2 separate regions of the Homo sapiens genome follow, and region 2 is linked to region 1. Evidence: read pairs that join two places in POLR2A ChIA-PET (ENCODE). Cell type or tissue: Panc1. All regions are shown on one strand. Each heading gives the region's core, and the rest is flanking DNA. Links, peaks and the distances in the headings are about the cores only. Region 1 overlaps WBP1L (WW domain binding protein 1 like). Region 2 overlaps CNNM2 (cyclin and CBS domain divalent metal cation transport mediator 2).

The links. ChIA-PET counts read pairs that join two places held together with the same protein. Peaks named below come from ENCODE experiments on the same cell type or tissue, not always from the same donor. Only the 100,000 strongest peaks of a DNase experiment are listed, where the experiment ranks them.
Region 2: POLR2A ChIA-PET joins it to region 1 with 6 read pairs; 3 of 35 experiments call an interaction of 5 or more read pairs at or near these places.

Annotation. Positions count from the first base shown.
Region 1 is chr10:102,771,851-102,777,338 of GRCh38, reverse strand. The region is part of intron 1 of WBP1L (WW domain binding protein 1 like); the gene reads right to left. Among named protein-coding and RNA genes, the nearest start is that of WBP1L, 31 kb to the right of the region's middle. RefSeq lists enhancers at 136-667, 668-1,199, 1,732-2,263. In Panc1, for the core only: no CTCF peak of the experiment used is centred there; no DNase peak of the experiment used is centred there; H3K4me3 peaks cover 1,984 bases; H3K27ac peaks cover 4,469 bases.
Region 2 is chr10:103,087,831-103,093,059 of GRCh38, reverse strand. It overlaps CNNM2 (cyclin and CBS domain divalent metal cation transport mediator 2), which reads right to left. Exons shown (of 8, transcript NM_017649.5): 8 at 2,838-5,229. It overlaps NT5C2 (5'-nucleotidase, cytosolic II), which reads left to right. Exons shown (of 19, transcript NM_001351169.2): 16 at 1,445-1,496; 17 at 2,064-2,124; 18 at 2,273-2,449; 19 at 3,152-5,022. The coding sequence ends at 3,388. Among named protein-coding and RNA genes, the nearest start is that of NT5C2, 100 kb to the left of the region's middle. In Panc1, for the core only: no CTCF peak of the experiment used is centred there; no DNase peak of the experiment used is centred there.

The DNA of each region.
Region 1 (5,488 bases), core at 189-5,188:
CTCTAGGGCTTCTGCTGTGAGCTCATCTGTGGCTTTTCCTCACCCAGGAACAGGCAGCAGAGGGTGTGTGCTCCCTCCCCACCCCTTATGGCCAGCAGCTGCTGGTTACAGTTACACATTCCGATACAGACATGCCTCTCAGACGAAGAGGGGGTGGGGGTGTCTGACTCTCAGAAGCCCTGGAACAAATAGTTGGCAACAGCTGTGTTCTCAGCAGACAGCAGTTGGTGGCTTGCTACTGTTCTCTCATTCCACACTGCTTTACCGGCTGGAATGAATGCAGTGCTCCCACTTCAAAGGGCGGCTCACCGAGCAATCAAGTCTCTGCCACAGGGGTCTTTTTGAAAAACTGGTCAGTAAGGCCAAAATGGGGTCAATTCCACACCCCTTCCCCTGAGGCGTCGGGAACGTCCCTCAGCTGCACAGCCCCAGGCACATGCTTGAAAGGAAGAAAGCCTTTCCTTTAAAAGAAGAACGGAGCCCTCACCCCACCCCCAACACAGAGTCCCTTCAGAACCAGAGGACTGTGAGGAAATCTCCACTAACTAGCCAAATCAAAATGGAGAAGGAATAAAAGGGGTTTGGAGCAAGAATCGCACTCTGCCTCTCCCCTTCCCCAGCCCCATTCTTCAGCTGTTTCTCCGTGAAGTTTCCAAAGCAGTTTTACAGTGTCTGATGGAAAATCAGAACTGGTCAGCCCTAGAGAAACCTCGGGGACGTAGAGGGTTAAGAACACGGTGGCTCTGAAAGTAAGGAGCAACTAGCAAACAAGAAGGGAGACTGGAAAGTTCTGTGTGGGAGCTGGCCTGGTCTAACTGAGAGGCATTTGCTAAAATATTCCCTCCACCCAAAGCAGTAGTACAATAAACAAGCTCCCACCCCTTCTTCCCTTCCAAACCCGATCCGTGCAGAAACAATTACCTGTCTAAGACCCAAAAGGAAAGGCATCCTGCAAGAGCATCGTCCACACTAACGTTGGAACAAAGGGCTCTTAAAAGTTAAGGTCTTGGAATGAGCATTGCCCCTGGTGGGCCTGTGTGTGCGGTGGTCCTGGTTCACCGGCCTTCTTTAGCAAAGCAGACAAAGTAAACAGAGTCCTGGGACCGAGCAGGCACACTGTCTCCTGCTCTCCTCGCTACTCCCCCTGCCTGGCTCTGGCCCACCCCCACCTTCTCGTGACATATCTCAGACGCAGCAAAGCCGAAGCTGTCTGCCAAGGGGGAAATGACATCAGTTCAGGCGCAGCAGAAAAAACTTCAGACAGCTGCACTGGAATACTGAGGAGGATGTGCTGCAGACCCGCGATGCCCAGCCCTGGACCCACCTAGAGCCAGAGCCCACTGTGGGAGGATGGTGGGGGCTGCAGATGGGAGCAGGCTGCTGCAACCCCTTGGCTCTAAGCAGGCTGGGGGGTACATAAATCAAGTCTCTAAAGCTGAAAACAGGAACACTGCTCTGAATAAGGACTGACTTTGTAGCTCCTAGAGTATTGTTTCTCCTCCCTGGGAAAGAAAATCAAGTCCAGTGTCTGTCAGTTTCACAGAAACTTTTCCACCCCCACCCCTGCCAGAGTCGGTGCTCAGTAAATAATAGGACATGAAGCCTGGCTGTCCCAACTTTCTCTAGGGAATGAGGCAATTCGCAGCGGGGGCTTGGAGAGGCACCTTTTCCCCAGCTAAGGTACGACACGCTACCTTGGACACTGACCTTTCGAGCCCTCGCTTCCACCGGAGAGTTTATATTTCATAAACAAACTGCGCAAGTACAGGTGCCAACATCTTTCCTCACTTGTCTTATAAAAGGTACAACAAGTCCCACCGCAGCCTCCAAGTTGCCAGAAAGGCAGATCATCTATATTTAAACCAACTCTTGGTTCAGAAAAGTTCACCGCCTTAGGTTTGTCGTGCTTTCTTCACTAAGTTCAGCTCAGGGAGACAAGAGTTCTCTAACGCAAGCTTTGCACAAGCAAGGGCCCTGGGGATGGTGTCCTGCTCTGACTTTCCCTAGTCGGTGGTGTAAGCCAAATCCCTTCTGGCTACCCTCCCTGAAACAGGAGGTCACAGCAGCTCTCCCTCGGCCTGAATCCTCTACCAAAGACAACACTTGCACAGCACAAAAGGTCCATGTTTGGGTTCGGATTTCCAGAAATGACTCAAGGAGAACAATCTTCAGAGGAGCTTTATAAATCGAAAGTTACTTTTTTTTTTTTTTTTTTTTTTTTGAGATAGGGTCTCACTCTGTTACCCAGGCTGGAGTACAGTGGTGTGATGATCTTGGCTCACTGCAACCTCTGCCTTCCGAGCTCAAGCGATCCTCCCACCTCAGCCTCCCAAGGAGCTGGTACCACAGGCACGTGCTACCATGCGCAGCTAATTTTTGTTTTTTTGTGTAGAGATGGGGTTTCGCCATGTTGCCCAGGCTGGTCTTGAACTCCTGGGCTCAAGTGATCTGCCCACCTTAGCCTCCTAAAGTGCTGGGATTACAAAAAGTTACTTTTCAATAACTTCCTCAGCTACAAATTAATTACACTGTCCAGGACTCAAAGCAAGTATATTTCATCTTTCCTTTCATTTTCTGCAACAATTTTCTTTCATGATACTTATCCAAGGCCTCCATGGTAGTGGCACTGTGCTGGGCATGATCCATGTAAGTCAGAAATGATTCTTGCAAATTAGTACCTATAACCCCCAACCTAGGACAATAAATTAGGAGCACATGACACGTACAGCACAGTGAGGTGCCAAAAGCACTGTTTGATCATTAGAATCCAGCCAGACACACAACGTGTTTACCGCAGGTCCCCAATGATGGTCAAGGTCACATTGACTTTCCTGACAAGAAAATGAATGTGCCAAACTGGCTGAACCATTTCCTTGAGACTCACTGAAAGAATGGATCACAGCTTCATTGCTAGAGGAAAAGGTGGCTGATGTGTAAAAGAAGTGGCTCCTGCTGCTGCCGGTGTTTGGGGACTGGGAAGCCATTCTTCAGCACATACATATTCTCAAGACATGGTCAGTCTATCCCAGGCCTTGTCACCACTCTCACAACCAGGCCAAACTGCCATACAGACAAGGCTGGACATCAAGGCACAGCCGCCCAGGGAACAGCAATGAGGCTGCTTTCAACCCCTTCCTTTCACTTCCTCGGTTCCCTGGCAACCACTGAGAACCACAAAACATACGCAGCACTAACTTTGGCAATCAAACTGATGGAAACAGCATCCTCATCCCCTCATGGGCAATGTAATCTGCACTGATCTAACAAGACAGACTGGCACCTGAAATTCTCCAGAAAGAGTGCCATGGCATAAGTGTACCATTCATTCACTCACTCCACGCTCACTGAATGCCTACAGTGTGCCAGGCATTGTTTTAGGCACTGGGGATGCCACTATGACCAAAACACACAATAAACCTTGCTCTAATGGGCTATGAAGTGTTCCATATTTTTCTTCCTTCCTTTTTTTTTTTTGTTTTGTTTTTTTAAGAGATAGGGTTTTGTTCTGTCACCCTAGGCTCAAGTGATCCTCCTGCCTCATCCTCCCAAAAAGCTGGCACTACAGGCACACGCCACCACGCCACCACACTCAGCTAAGTTTTTTTAATTTTTATTTTTTGTAGAGACAGGGTCTCACTATGTTGTCCAGGCTTGAACTCTTGTCCTCAAGTGATCCTCCTGCCTCAGCCTTTCAAAGTGTTAAGATTACAGGCATGAGCCACTAAGCTTGGCCCCATAATTCTAAATAATATTCATCAGTGATGATCTCAGAAGTGGAATTGCAACAAAATTACTAGAAATCCAAAAAAAAACTTGTAAAAATACAACCTAAATGATCAAAATTGCATTATAGACTTCCTGATTTCCTAATGAATCATCCTTTTATGATGCTACCCAAGACAGTGTTTCTAATCAGCATTCGTCTATTTTTATCTTCTCACAGATTATAAATTCTTGTGTGCAAGGCAGCATTTAACCCAAGGCATTACACCTAGTACAATACAATATATTCTAAAAAAGTGACTGCTGACAACAGCTTCTTTCTATCAACTTCTTGCCTACAGCCCCTCACTAACGTTCACTAAGCGCTGATATCTGAGGGGTGAGGAGAAAAAGAGATTGAGTTGGCAAATTCAGGCATTCCCAGGAAAGTGAGTTCACTTTCTGCCATGTTATACAAATATTACTACAACCTAGTGACAAAGGAGTCAGCTTTGCCATTTGAAAAGCAAGATGATCATTAACAATTTCTGCTAGCCTGAAAAAATGGGTTCTCCTATGTACGTGATCCAGCCTCATACATGATGAGCCAAAGGTAGGGTAAATCCTTCTTCAAATGACTTTAGTCATCCGCCTGCCAATGCAGAATTAAATTCAATGCTGAATTCACCAACTTAAAAAAAAAAAAAAAAAGGAAGTCATACTAAATTAGAATTAAGCAGGATTATGTTGTCAAAATGTTGCAGGTTGGCTGGGCACCATGGCTCACGCCTGTAATCCTAGTACTTTGGGAGGCTGAGGTGGGCAGATTGCTTGAGCCCAGGAGTTCAAAACCAGCTTGGGCAACATGGCAAAACCCCATCTCTACAGAAAATACAAAAATTAGCTGGGCATGGTGGCACATGCCTGTTGTCTCAGCTACTCGGGAAGCTGAGGTGGGAGGGACACTTGAGCCCAGGAGGGAGAGGTTGCAGTGAGCCAAGATCACACCACTGCACTCCAGCCTGAGCGACAGAACGAGACTCTGTCTCAAAAAAAAAAAAAAAAAAAAAAAAAAAAAGGGCCGGGCATGGCTCATGCTTGTAATCCCAGCACTTTGGGAGGCCAAGGCAGGCAGATCACCTGAGGTCAGGAGTTCCAGACCAGCCTGACCGACATGGGGAAACCCCATCTCTACTAAAAATAGAAAAATTAGCTAAGCATGGTGACACATACCTGTAGTCCCAGCTACTTGAGAGACTGAAGCAGGAGAATCACTTGAACCTGGGAGATGGAGGCTGCAGTGAGCTGAGATCATGCCACTGCACTCCAGCCTGGGCGACAGAGCGAGACTGTCTCAAAAAAAAAAAAAAAAAAAAAAAGGCCGGGCGCAGTGGCTTACGCTTGTAATCCCAGCACTTTAGGAGGCAGAGGCGGGTGGATCACGAAGTCGGGAGATCAAGACCATCCTGGCTAACATGGTGAAACCCCGTCTCTACTAAAAATACAAAAAATTAACCAGCGTGGTGGCGGGCGCCTGTAGTTCCAGCTACTTGGGAGCTGAGGCAGGAGAATGGAGTGAACCCGGGAGGCAGAGCTTGCAGTGAGCTGAGATTGTGCCACTGCACTCCAGCCTGGGCGACAGAGCGAGACTCCGTCTCAAGAAAAAAAAAAAAATGTTGCAGATTAACAACTACTTATGGCCCCAAGCAGCATCTGAGATATCCTTCTACCGAGGCAGTCTCCTCCTCTGCAATTCAGAGAACCCCCAGAGATAGTACTGCTGGAA
Region 2 (5,229 bases), core at 1-5,000, 320 kb before region 1:
TTTGTATTCAGGAAGTCAGAGGTGGTCAAAAGGCAGGCCTTGATATTTGGATACTTCCTTCCCATAGAATATTCAGATATTTCACAGAACTCCAGAATTTGAATAAATATGAGAGGTTATCTTGTTTAACCTTCTTGAATCTCTTCGAGGTTAAGTTTAGAATGTTGGCGTCTTGAGTTGTGTTACAGTAACACTAAGTTGTGAACTGGAGCTCAACTTTTCCTCTGTGGTCCCATATTTCCCCAACCATGCCTAGCAGTCCCAGTCTCTCTGCTAACAGCCCATATCTGTGATTCTGGGGCAGTGATGGCTCTGAATGTTAATCACCTCTGGTATTTTTTATTTACTCTTCTGAGATCTAGAGAATGAGGCCATATTGTATTCTTGAACTAAGCTATGCTGTGTATATGCAGTATACACACTGTGCTGAACTGAGTTACGGATATAGTTCTGTAAAAGTGCTTGATATACAAGTTCTCCAGCCAGCCTTGATGCGCATTACCTGCAGTGTGGTGAAGGTGACTCCGGAAACTCAGCCTGCCTGGGGTAGGAGCCCTGGCTCCATAACTTGAAATCTGCATGCCGTTAGGCAAGTTAATGAGATACCCTGTGCCTTAGTTTCCTCAAATGTAAAAATGGGGATAATACCTACCTCCTAAAGCTGATGAAAAACGGAGGTAATATGTGTATAAAGATAGACATGACAGCCTTTCTCAACCAAGGCTCCATATCCGAAACACAGAAAATTATTACTATTATTTTACCTTTCCAATGGAGCTGAATACAGAAAATTATTTGAGTAACACTTTTCTCAATTCTCCTAAAGATGGTAGATAGAAGAAAATGTGTTACATACAGTAGATGAAGGAGGGCTTGTCTTGAGGAACCCAGACTGACAAAGGCTGCAACACACCGGCAGCATGCTGTAGATGCTGGCTGTTGCTGTTACTGTCTGTACTATCAGTGGGATTTTCTGGCTAGCCTTTCATTCACATTTTCAACTTTCTACCTATGAAGTTTTAGAAATCTAGTTGATTTGGCCCTGGACCTGTGACTCAGGAAAAGTCACCTGATTCTCAATCTTTCATCTGAAAATGGGACTGTTAACATTTGCTTAGCTGACTGCACCTGAGACAGCATGTAAATTCTGGTACTTTACAAGCTCAGAATGAGCGTGCAGCTGGAAGGGAAAGTTGTCATCATGGTGTTTAAGCAGGAGGAAAGGCAGTTAAAGAGAAGGTGATGGTGTTCATCTGTTGTCAGACTCCAAGCAGGTATCAGTGAGTTATCCTGAAGAGGGGAAGAGGAGGTAACTGTACACTCAGCATGTTAGTCCCAGGTTCTACTTTCCAGTCACATCTGCAACCTTTTAGTTTAGCAGCAGTTAAGAACTAGGTGCTTATTTATTTAAAATGTCTTCCTTTTCCTTCCAAACCTTAACTAGCACTTTTCGAAGAACTTCAGAGCTTGGATATTTTCTTGGCTGAACTCTACAAGTAAGTTTTCTAAAAATTTCTTTCCCAAAAACTTACTCAGGAATCACTTAGATATAAGAAATGTTCTTTCCAGGCCAGTAATCCCAGCTATTTGGGAGGCTGAGGCAGGAGAATCGTTTGAACCGGGGAAATGGAGGTTGCAGTGAGCTGAGATTGCACCATTGCACTCCAGCCTGGGCGACAAGAGTGAAACTCCGTCTCAAAAAAAAAAAAAGTTCTTTCCAGGCCAGGCGCAGTGGCTCATGCCTGTAATCCCAGCACTTTGGGAGGCCAAGGCAGGCGGGTTGCTTGAGGCCAGAAGTTTGAGACCAGCCTGACCAACATGGCAAACGAAACCCCATCTCTACCAGAAATACAAAAAGTAGCTGAGTGTGGTGGCACATGCCTGTAATCCCAGCTAATTAGGGTGGCTGAGGCAGGAGAATCGCTTGAAGCTGGGAGGCAGAGGTTGCAGTGAGCCGCGATCACACCCCTGCACTCCAGCCTGAGTGACAGAATGAGACTGTCTTAAAGAATAAAAAAAAGCTCTTCCCAGAGATTTTCACTGAGTTTTTCTTTTATCTTTAGGCATCTTGACAGCAGTAGCAATGAGCGTCCAGACATCAGTTCCATCCAGAGACGTATTAAGGTATCCAAATGGGATTTGGGAGAAAACTTGGGAAATAAGTTTAAATGCTTTTTTCACATTCCTGATTTATTATAGAGACTAGCATTCAACTACTGCTCAATAAATATTTGTTGAATGAGCCAAGAATCAATCTTGTTCTTTGTTTTAGAAAGTAACTCATGACATGGACATGTGCTATGGGATGATGGGAAGCCTGTTTCGCAGTGGCTCCCGGCAGACCCTTTTTGCCAGTCAAGTGATGCGTTATGCTGACCTCTATGCAGCATCTTTCATCAACCTGCTGTATTACCCTTTCAGCTACCTCTTCAGGGCTGCCCATGTCTTGGTGAGTTAAAGCTGTAATGGACAGCCAAGATGTACTCTAAGCCCAGGGTCAGCAACCACCTTTGTGAGATGGCACAGGAGATAGTTTGAACATTTCTTTCTGATGTACAGAGCCCAGGGGCAGGTTATATGGTTGCATAAGAAGGGGTCTTTGAGAAAGTAGAACCAACATTGGAAGTTAAGAGTGTAACTTTACTCTCTGAAGTCTACTCTATTAAAAGCTGTATGTGGGCCAGGCATGGTGGCTCATGCCTGTAACCCCAGAACTTTAGAGGCTGAGGTGGGAGGATTGATTGAGCCCAGGAAGTCGAGGCTGCAGTGGGCTGTGATTGCTCCACTGTACTCCAGCCTGGGTGACAGCGAGAGACCATCTCAAGAAAAAGAAAATGTGGTTTTTACATTCCTTTATTCTGATCTGTTTCAGGACTATCTTGTTTTTGCTGTAAAATAGAAAGTAAACTCCCCTCTCCATCTTTTCCAATTTCCAGCTGCAGTAGACAATATGGGCACCATTTTGAGGGGCAGGGAGAGAGGAAGACAGGCAACTATAAGTAGTTCTATGAAGATAAGTCTATATTGACTTGTCCTGTGGTCCATTATAGATGTAATTGCATGGCCACCTAACAGAGGAGAGGGGTTAGGATTTGGGGAGTAGCTACTTTGCTCTGCCTGCTTTCTGAGCCTCTAGCTTTTTTCTGTCTAGATGCCTCATGAATCAACGGTGGAGCACACACACGTAGATATCAATGAGATGGAGTCTCCTCTTGCCACCCGGAACCGCACATCAGTGGATTTCAAAGACACTGACTACAAGCGGCACCAGCTGACACGGTCAATTAGTGAGATTAAACCTCCCAACCTCTTCCCACTGGCCCCCCAGGAAATTACACACTGCCATGACGAAGATGATGATGAAGAGGAGGAGGAGGAGGAAGAATAAGGAGGAAAACCAAAACCCCAAGCACCCATTAAACAAGTCCTGGCAGGACTCACAGGAACAAACGAGGTCCCTGTTAGGGTTCTACTCGGGGGAGGGAGGGGGCTCCATGAAAGGTACGTCTGAAAAGTTTCTGAAGATTTTATTATCATAGATACTTGTTTTGGTTTTGTGTATCTGTACTCTCTGCAGATGGTCCAAAATTGTAATGGAGTCTGTATTAGAAGAAAATAAGGGTAAAATCAGGCTGAACTGCATGTATATGGCTCCACTGTGGCTTGTGACACTTTTAAAATCATCCGTATGTCAGTGTATCTGGATACACGAGGAAAAGGAAAGAGTCTCAGAGTGGAACAAAGAGTGGGAAGAGGTGATCTGTAATGTTACAAATTGTGCTATTACTCCAAGGTCCAACTTTTCCAGTGCATTACATGGTATTGTATATCAGTGGAGAAATGTATTATTTCCATGATCAAATGTAGTCTCTGTTAAGGTCAAGTTTTCTTTTATAAGCCTTTAATTCATCCTCAGTGACTCTGGCAAGGCTGCTTCTCTATCACTGGCTTTGCACAGAAGTATGCTCTACTTGCGTTGCTTTAGGGCAGGATTCTATTTTGAGGGAAAAGACAGTATCCTTATTACCTTTTGTTTGTTTAATAGCACAAATGCTTATTTGTTATCCAAAAACAACCTCCTTCTTATCTGTGATAAATCTATAGAAAGAATTTAGCTGCAAGTGGACAAAGGAACAAGCCCCCAGAAAAGAAAGGGAAGAACTGCCTTCTTATACTACAGAACATGCATTAGTGTGGGCTATATAGCTGTGGCTCATGCTACCCAATTCCAGATTTCTTTGTCCTCTAAGAGTTGATTGCTGTATATTAAAATTGAACATCAGAGGATGGGAAGAGGGCTCTGTAAGCCAGAACCTTACTAAAGTAGAGGGCACAATCAGTGTGAATAAATTCACTTCAGAATCTCAAGTCAAGGCCAGGCACGGCGGCTCACGCCTGTAATCCCAGCACTTTGGGAGGCCGAGACAGGCGGATCACCTGAGGTCGGGAGTTCGAGACCAGCCTTACCAACATGGAGAAACCCCATCTCTACTAAAAATACAAAATTACCTGGGCGTGGTGGTGCATGCCTGTAATCCCATCATCTACTCAGGAGGCTGAGGCAGGAGAATTGCTTGAACCCAGGAGGCGGAGGTTGCAGTGAGCCAGGATTGTGCCATTGCACTCCAGCCTGGGCAACAAGAACAAAACTCCATCTCAAAAAATAAAAATCCCAATCCCAAGTCGAAATCACCTCTTGTTTTAAACAAGAATGAATCATTACTGTGTATGTTAGGGTATTAAAACTGTTTCACCAGTACAGTGAAAGTTGTTTCAACATTTTAAACAAACAGTGGTTATAGACTCTTTCTTTAACCATTGTATATTTTCTTCCATTCTTGTCATTGGTCAATAGGGGAGGGTAGATTAGCTGCTCCAGAATTCAATAAAGTGTAATATTTCTAACGGTGACTTTGACCTATTCTGTAGTACAACTGTAATAGCTATTGGTCTTCAAGTGGGTTTAGATTTGGTGACATCAGTTTGATATTCTCTTAAAGGAAATAAATATTCAAGAACTGATTATGTTCTAACATGATTATATTCATGGTGTTACATAGGCCTCAATTTTTTCACAGAAAGATTTTTGGAACAGGACTGTGAAGTGAGGCTTTTTAAAAAATTATTTTATAAGCAGAGAACACAGCCTGATAACTTAGTCAAGGATATACTGTCTGTCTCACTACTTTGGACTTATATGGCTTCAGATTAAGTCATCCAAGAAACATA